Regions from separate parts of the Mus musculus genome. Here regions 2 and 3 are each linked to region 1. The links are chromatin loops, found by intact Hi-C in ENCODE. Cell type or tissue: heart. All regions are shown on one strand.

The links. Hi-C counts contacts between places; a loop is a spot of excess contacts. Peaks named below come from ENCODE experiments on the same cell type or tissue, not always from the same donor. Only the 100,000 strongest peaks of a DNase experiment are listed, where the experiment ranks them.
Region 2: it touches region 1 in a loop (2.4-fold over the local background); 3 of 42 quality-filtered maps call a loop at or near these places.
Region 3: it touches region 1 in a loop (2.1-fold over the local background); 4 of 42 quality-filtered maps call a loop at or near these places.

The regions. Positions count from the first base shown.
Region 1 is chr16:5,144,297-5,146,796 of GRCm38, reverse strand. No RefSeq gene overlaps it. Among named protein-coding and RNA genes, the nearest start is that of Sec14l5, 1.6 kb to the left of the region's middle. In heart, a CTCF peak has its summit at 1,020 (motif pointing right); DNase peaks (open chromatin) are centred at 46 and 1,006; H3K4me3 peaks cover 575 bases.
Region 2 is chr16:4,628,861-4,631,360 of GRCm38, reverse strand. It overlaps Coro7 (coronin 7), which reads left to right. Exons shown (of 28, transcript NM_030205.4): 22 at 856-997; 23 at 1,084-1,173; 24 at 2,189-2,305. Among named protein-coding and RNA genes, the nearest start is that of Pam16, 5.2 kb to the right of the region's middle. In heart, a CTCF peak has its summit at 1,259 (motif pointing left); a DNase peak (open chromatin) is centred at 1,230; H3K27ac peaks cover 558 bases.
Region 3 is chr16:4,668,375-4,670,874 of GRCm38, reverse strand. Coro7 (coronin 7) reads left to right here. Exons shown (of 28, transcript NM_030205.4): 4 at 303-373; 5 at 834-1,017; 6 at 2,055-2,131. Among named protein-coding and RNA genes, the nearest start is that of Coro7, 10 kb to the left of the region's middle. In heart, a CTCF peak has its summit at 1,220 (motif pointing left); no DNase peak of the experiment used is centred here.

The DNA.
Region 1 (2,500 bases):
CTTTGCTCCCTATTGGCCATGGCTCGAGAAGACCCCACCCGTGTTGACCCTGTTCACACTCACCCAGACTCAACAAAGGCTCCGCCCCCAACCCAGTCTCTGTACCCATGAGCACCCAGCCCTGAGGACGCGACCCCCCAACCCCCGTTCATTTGCACCTGCCCAGAGTTACAGAGCGCGACTTCCCTAGTCCACAACTACCTCGTTCTGAGTAACCTCTTCTTGAACCTACTGCACCTGAACTTTTTTTTTTTTTTTCCGGTTCGGTTTGAGGCGAAATCCACACTGAAGACCAGTCGAGGCTATATTACCCCAACCTCCGGATTACAGATGTGCTCCACCATGTCCGGCTGACCCCTGGCCTTGATCTCATTCTCCACCTGACCTCGCCTCGAAGGCTGCAGGGGTCTAGCTTAAACCCTTCTGTATGCATTGTTTATTCACTCTTCACACCTTTACAGAGCGTCCACTAAAAGTCGGGCTGTCCGACGTTAAATAAATTAGGCAGGCTGGAGAGACAGCTCAGCAGATAAAAGCAGGTACTAGTCTTCAGGAGGAGCGGAGTTCGACTCGCAGCACCCAGGTCAAGAGGCTCACAAAGTCCTGTAACCCCAGCTCCAGGGGGACCACCACTCAACTACACATAAATATATACATAATCTAAGATAACAAAAGTAAATCTTAAAAAATAAATAAGGTAATGCGCATTATTTGGTAATGTAGACATGGAGAAAATTGCAGAGGAGAAGATAATCAGGAAAAGAGTCACCCTAGGCTTTTGTCCCTTCTAACTTCAGCCGCATGCAAACCCTGCCAGTCTTCCCAGGGTGCCCAGGGAACAGCTTCACTCCCATCAGCCCTCCCTTCTCTCAACCTAGCAATTCACCGTGCAAGAGCAACGGAAATGGCCCTGATATTGTTGCCATCTTCTTAGCATCCTAGGTAAGATGTAATCAGACCTCGCAGACAGCACGTGCTAAAGCGCTATCTAGGTTATAAAGTAGAAATAGGAGTCGAAATTCCCAGTGTCAACACAAGGTGGCAGCAAAAGATAACCTAAGTAGCCACAGGCTATTGTTCTGTCCCAGGTCTCCGTATTTGATTCATTGAGGGGACTTTAGTGGTCTCCCCAGGATCAGCACAGTGACTTAACACTGTCATCTGGTGTTTTCCCAATACCACACTTAAGCCACAATCTTCTCTGCTCCAAACCTTAGGGAAGATGTGACTGTGCTAGAAGAGTGGGTAACATGTTGGATACAGGGAAGTCTGAGGAAAGAGAGGTGCCTGTGCGTGGACAGAGCACTGCACTCCAGCGCCAGGGACACAAATTAATAATATCACTACCACCTATAGGGTTGCAGTTCCCTTTAGCTCCTTGGGTAATTTCTCTAGCTCCTCCATTGGGGGCCGTGTGACCCATCCAATAGCTGACTGTGATCATCCACTTCTGTGTTTGCTAACCAGTACCCGGGAGCTCTTGTCTCTAGCTGCATATGTATCAGAAGATGGCCTAGTTGGCCAGCACTGCAAAGAGAGGCCCATTGGACTTGCAAACTTTATATGCCCCAGTACAGGGGAACGCCAGGGCCAAAAAGGGGGAGTGGGTGGGTAGGGGAGTGGGGGTGGGTATGGGGGACTTTTGGGATAGCATTGAAAATGTAAACGAGGAAAATACCTAATTAAAAAAAAAGTAATATGGGAGGTGAGGGAAAATGACAGGAAGTAGTCTTCTTCAAGAAAGAGTCCTCCCAGTTGGTTAGCCAATAGTAAGTGGTCAGCCCTGTAACTACATACATATATGTAGCATTATTTGGACTGAACATATTGTATTTTATATTTATAACTATTAAATAAATGAATATTAAATTATAAAAAATAATAATAATATCACTACCGCCACACACGTACATATTGTTCCATACACTCTGCTAAAACCTTTCAAATATAAATGCACTTAATCCCCAAACAGCTGCTGTCGGGAAGAAAGGGCTTGGAACTTGAGGGAGCTGGTGCAGGCAGAACACTGCAAATGCATTAAATGTCACCAAGTGGTCTACAGAAAGATGGCTGACTGTGTGTTCTATAAATTTCACCTCATCTCAAACAATAACTGGAGAGTTGGTAGTGTTGCGCGGCTCCCGTGAAGTTCTGGGTTCCACCCTCAGCACCACATGTAGCCCACCTGGAATATCAGCCCTCAGAGATGGAAGCAGGAGGATCAAAGTTCAAGGTCATCCTCAGACAGACAGAGCAAGTTTGAGGTTAGCGTGGGCTACATGAGACTGCCCCAAAAGTAAGTAAGTAACTAAGTAGCAGTTGGAGAGATGGGTCATTGGTTAAGAGTGCTTACTGCTCCTGCAGAAGACCCAAGTTAAATTCCCAGCGGCTACCCTGAGTGGCTCACACCTGCCTTTAACTCCGCACCAGGCAGGCTACCCAGTGCTCCTTCCCTTCCAAGGGTACCCACACACATTGCAAACACTCACATGAACGGGTA
Region 2 (2,500 bases), 520 kb after region 1:
GCTATGTGTGATGGTGTGTACCTTTAATTCCCAGCACAAGTGGATTTCTGTGAGTTTGAGGACTACATAAGATGTTTAGGGACATCCAGGACTACATAGTAGAGAGACCCTGTCTCAAAATAAAACAAAAAACTGGTCCCACCCATGATGGGTGATTAAATGGAAGAATGGATAAATGAGGTTGGTGTGTGTGTGTGTGTGTGTGTGTGTGTGTGTGTGTGTACATTCAATGGATCAGTGGATTATCGAGTGATGGGTAGATAAATTGGTAAATGATTAGACAGATGAATAGGTAGGCAATTGGTTGGGTGGGAGGAAGTATTGGAGAAGAAATATGTCATAACGGGATTCAGAGGGTAAGGTCAGGCCCAGGAACCCTTGCCTGATGGAGACCAGGTAGAACACAGGGAAGAGAACCCACAGGAGAGGCCTGAGGGGTGGGCCTCGGGTACTTTGCATGATGGATTGGGGAGGGCATCCCAAGGAAGGTATCATATGATCTGGGTCATCCAAGCCTGAGGAGAAAGGCTGAACTGCAGGGGAGACGTCCAGCCTTGCTGGAGCTGAGGGTGCAACACAGACCATGAGGGAAGAAGGCCAGACAGGAGGCCGCAGTAGATCAGGCTAGTCACTGGGGCCAGGGTTGTATAGAGGACAAGACAAGTGGAGGCCAAACAGGAAGTTGGACACTGTTTCCCCCACCAGGCCACTTCTAAGGGCTAGACTCATCTCTCCTTTGATTACTGGCCCTTAGGCTATGCAGCCCAGAAAGGAGCAGGGTCTCTGTAGGAGTCTTTGCCCTACCTCAGGCCTCTTCAGCTCTAAGAATCTGCTCTACCCCTGACTCCTTGGCAGCCGGAGTGAACGCCAGCTACAGTTGTACATAGCTGACGCCCTGGCACAAGGCCCTTCAGCACTGCTGGGCCTCGATGTAGCTCCCTCGACCCTGCTTCCCAGCTATGACCCTGACACAGGCCTGGTGCTTCTCACTGGCAAGGTTAGCTGGAATGGACTGGCTGGGGGTCGGGCAGGGTCTGATGAGGCTGGGTGCTTTCCTTTCATAGCCTCCCCTCTGTCCCCCAGGGTGATACCCGTGTGTTCCTGTATGAGGTGCTCCCGGAGGCCCCTTTCTTCCTGGAGTGCAACAGCTTCACATCACCTGACCCTCACAAGGTGATAATCACCCTCACCACTGAACCTCCTGTCCCTAAGCTGCACTGCAAGGTTTCCGTGCCCCCTCGTGGCCATGTGTGGAAGTGCAGGAGCCAATGGGGGTCAGGAGAGCCGAGGTCCTGTGCCCAGCAGCAGATAGAGCAGACTGTAGTAATCCAGGAGTTTGGAGAGCTGGCTTTATATTCAGCCACTACTACAAATTAAACCATATAAGGTTAAGTTAAATGAACCAGGCATGGTGGCACATACCCGTCATACCACTTCTCTGGAGGCCAAGGTAGGAGGATCATGAGTTGAGACCAACTTGGGTGCTATGGTGAAACTTTGTCTCAGTCAGTCAAACAGAAATCCAAGGAAACAGATTCTCTTTAGTTGCTTGCTTATCTTGATGTGGTGTGCATGTGTGTTAAACTCTCAGGGGACTGTCCCACAGTGGCATGTCCCTCCCACAGTAGCATACCCCTCACATCTCTTTTCAACTGCTTGAAGTAGGACTTGGTGGGACTTTTGTTCTCTGTAGAAATAGGCCAGTGCTACATATCTGGTCTTTTTCCCTTAAAAGCACTAGCTATTCCCATTGACAGCACACCAGTACTTTAGTTACTTAGTTACTTTCCTGTTGCTGCGGAGAGACACCATGGCCAAGGCAACTTTTATAAAAGAACACATTTAACTGTGGGCTTGCTCACTGATTCAGAGGTAGGTCGTGACCATCGTGGCAGGGAGACGGGCAGCAGGTGAGGAGGGAGAGCCAAGTGTGGAAAGGCATGGGTTTCTAAAACCTCTAAGCCCGTTCACAGTGGCAACCTCTTCCAACAAGGCAATGCCTCTTTAGCCTGTTTAGCTCCACTTTCTGAGAATCAGCCATTCAAATAGATGAGCCCATGGAAAGATTCTCATTCAGAGCACCACGGCTCCCTGAGGGCAGGCGTGTCTGGGCCTAAGGAATTCTGCTACTCCAGGAGGCCCCACCCAGGAGGATTGACTCTAGCTCCTGCTTCCTCACTCCCCCTAGGGTTTTGTCCTTCTGCCCAAGACTGAGTGTGACATTCAGGATGTGGAGTTTGCCCGATGCCTGCGGCTGCGCCAGACCTCCTTGGAGCCTGTTGCTTTCCGGCTGCCCCGGGTCAGAGTGAGTTTGGGTCAAGCACTCAAGCTCCTCTTTTAGTGGCTGGCCAGAGACCAAGGAATTTAAGTTCTTACCTGTTCTTGCACCCAAACCTCCCAGCTGTCTACTTTGGAGGGAATATCTGCCTTCGTATTCTACTGAAGTTCTGCAGAGCATGTGAATGCCAGCATGGGTGGGGCCAGGTCTCAGGCCTCTGTG
Region 3 (2,500 bases), 480 kb after region 1:
ATGTGTTGTAGGAAGAGACCTAGATGTGTCTAGAAAGAATGTGGCTTCTTAATGTGGGTGAAAGTGATGCCGGGCGGCGGTGGTGGCGGCACACGCCTTTAATCCCAGCACTTGGGAGGCAGAGACAGGTGGATTTCTGAGTTCGAGGCCAGCCTGATCTACAAAGTGAGTTCCAGGACAGCCAGGGCTATACAAAGAAACTCTGTCTCGAAAAAGAACCAAAAAAGCAAAAAAGAAAGTGACAGGACTGAAACTCTGTAAGGAAGGGCTATTCAGCACATCCGCTTGCTCCTCCCACACAGACCTGGTCACTGACCTGGACTTCTCCCCCTTTGATGACTTCCTCCTGGCCTCCGGTTCAGCTGACAGGACGGTGAGTGGGGCTGATTCCAAGAGCTGCCTATGACCCACCCCCTACACCCTGGGGTCTCCAAGCAGCCCTGGCTTCTGTTTATGCCCTTGCTCGCCCCAAGTGCCTTCTCAGAGCTGCTGTTGTGATCTGCCCTTACAATAGATGTTTGCCCTGGGGGGAGCAGGCTAGGGTGGTGTGTGAGGCCAAAGAGGAGTTCAGAACCCATGCCCTGACTCACAGCCCATCCTTGCTGTTCTCTGATCACGTCCTATGTTTCCTGAGTTGGGCTCTCTCCCTCTCCATGGCAAGATATGTGGTTACCTAACTCCAACAGCTAAGGCAGGTGAGATACCTTGTCCTCTTGTGGATAGGCCTTGTTTCAGCATGGGACCTTTCTTGATAGGACCAGGATAGCTTTGGGCAGGTCTGGCTATCGTAGTGTCTCTCAGCACCTGGATCGTAAACTCCATCTTTCTTTCAGATAAAGCTTTGGCGTCTGTCTGGCACTGGAGAAGCGCTTCCCTCTGTGCCTGGAGTGGTGCTGGGTCCTGAGGAGCTGCCAGTGGAGGTACTGCAGTTCCACCCCACTGTAGACGGTGTTCTGGTGAGCACAGCTGGCAAGACTGTGAAGGTCTGGGATGTAGCCAAGCAGCAGCCCCTGACAGGTACGGTCACTCTGGAAGGGCTCCCCTTCTCTGGCAGCCCCTGTCTGGACAACCCTCCCTTCTCTATTGGTGTTTTTGGTAGTGTTTTTTTTAAAAAAAGTAGGGTTGGTGAGATGGCTCAGTGGGTAAGAGTACCCAACTGCTCTTCCAGAGGTCCGGAGTTCAAATCCCAGCAACCACATGGTGGCTCACAACCACCTGTAACGAGATCTGACGCCCTCTTCTGGTGTGTCTGAAGACAGCTACAATGTACTTAAATATGATTAAAAAAAAAAAATTGTAATCCCAGCACTTGGGAGGCAGAGGCAGGCGGATTTCTGAGTTCGAGGCCAGCCTGGTCTACAGAGTGAGTTCTAGGACAGCCAGCGCTACACAGAGAAACCCTGTCTTGAAAAACCAAAATAAATAAATAAATAAATAAATAAAATATCAAGGATGGGGTACAACTCGATGGTGAGTGCTTGCTTGCCTTGCATTTCTGAGGTCCTGGGTTCCATCCCCAACAACCTACAAAAGATGACAGGCATAGGGTATACATTCTAAAGCCTTATAATGAGTAGTATATCACTGTCCGCTTCCAGCAGGCATCTATTGTACTCCAAACCCCCAAACTACAGAAGGAGGAGGGAGCTGGAAAGCAGTGGTGGTGGCAGTGCCGGGGTTCGGGATGTGTTAGAGCCAGCAAATGTGCCTGGGAAATGAGAGCCACGCTGCGGAGCAGGGAATCTCGGAAGCTTTTTCCTGAGGGGGTGGGAGACCAGGCTGGCCTTTGCCCACTGAGTACTGGGATTAAAAGCATGCAGCAGCCTCAGAGGGTTATCAAATAGAGGCATATCCTGGTGAGGGCAGACTTGAAGGAAGCCTGTAGATGCATCTGTAGCATGTCTTGATAAAGCTGCTGTCCCCACTCCCTGCAGGCTGAAAGACCATCATTGCTGCTGACTTTGCAACTGGGGTTACCCCAAGGCAGGCCTCCCCTCATCTACTCCCCTGCTTCCCTCAGCACCTGGTGCTTAACCTTGGCTGTTTCCCTGCAGAGTTGGAGGCCCACAAGGACCTGGTGCAGAGTGCTGTTTGGAGCCGGGATGGAGCCATTGTGGGCACAGCATGTAAGGTAAGCAGGCAGCAAGCAGTCTTAAAACATCATGTGGGGCTGGTATGATCAGCCTTGTATGCTTAACAATATGAGCTGAAGAGCCAAGTCAGTCAATTGGCATTTTTTTGTTTTGCTTTGTTTTTTTGAGACAGGGTTTCTCTGTGTAGTCCTGGCTGTCCTAGAACTCACTTTGTAGACCAGACTGGCCTTAAACTCAGAAATCTGCCTGCCTCTTCCTCCTAAGGGCTAGGATTAAAGGCGTGCGCCACCACCTAGGTGCTAGGGATTGGCATTTTTGAGCTCCCTGCTCCATCTGAGGCCCCACTAGAGGGGCTTGAGGAAAGTTCACGCTGCCTCTTGCTGGCCTGTGCTGTTTGGTTTGATTTT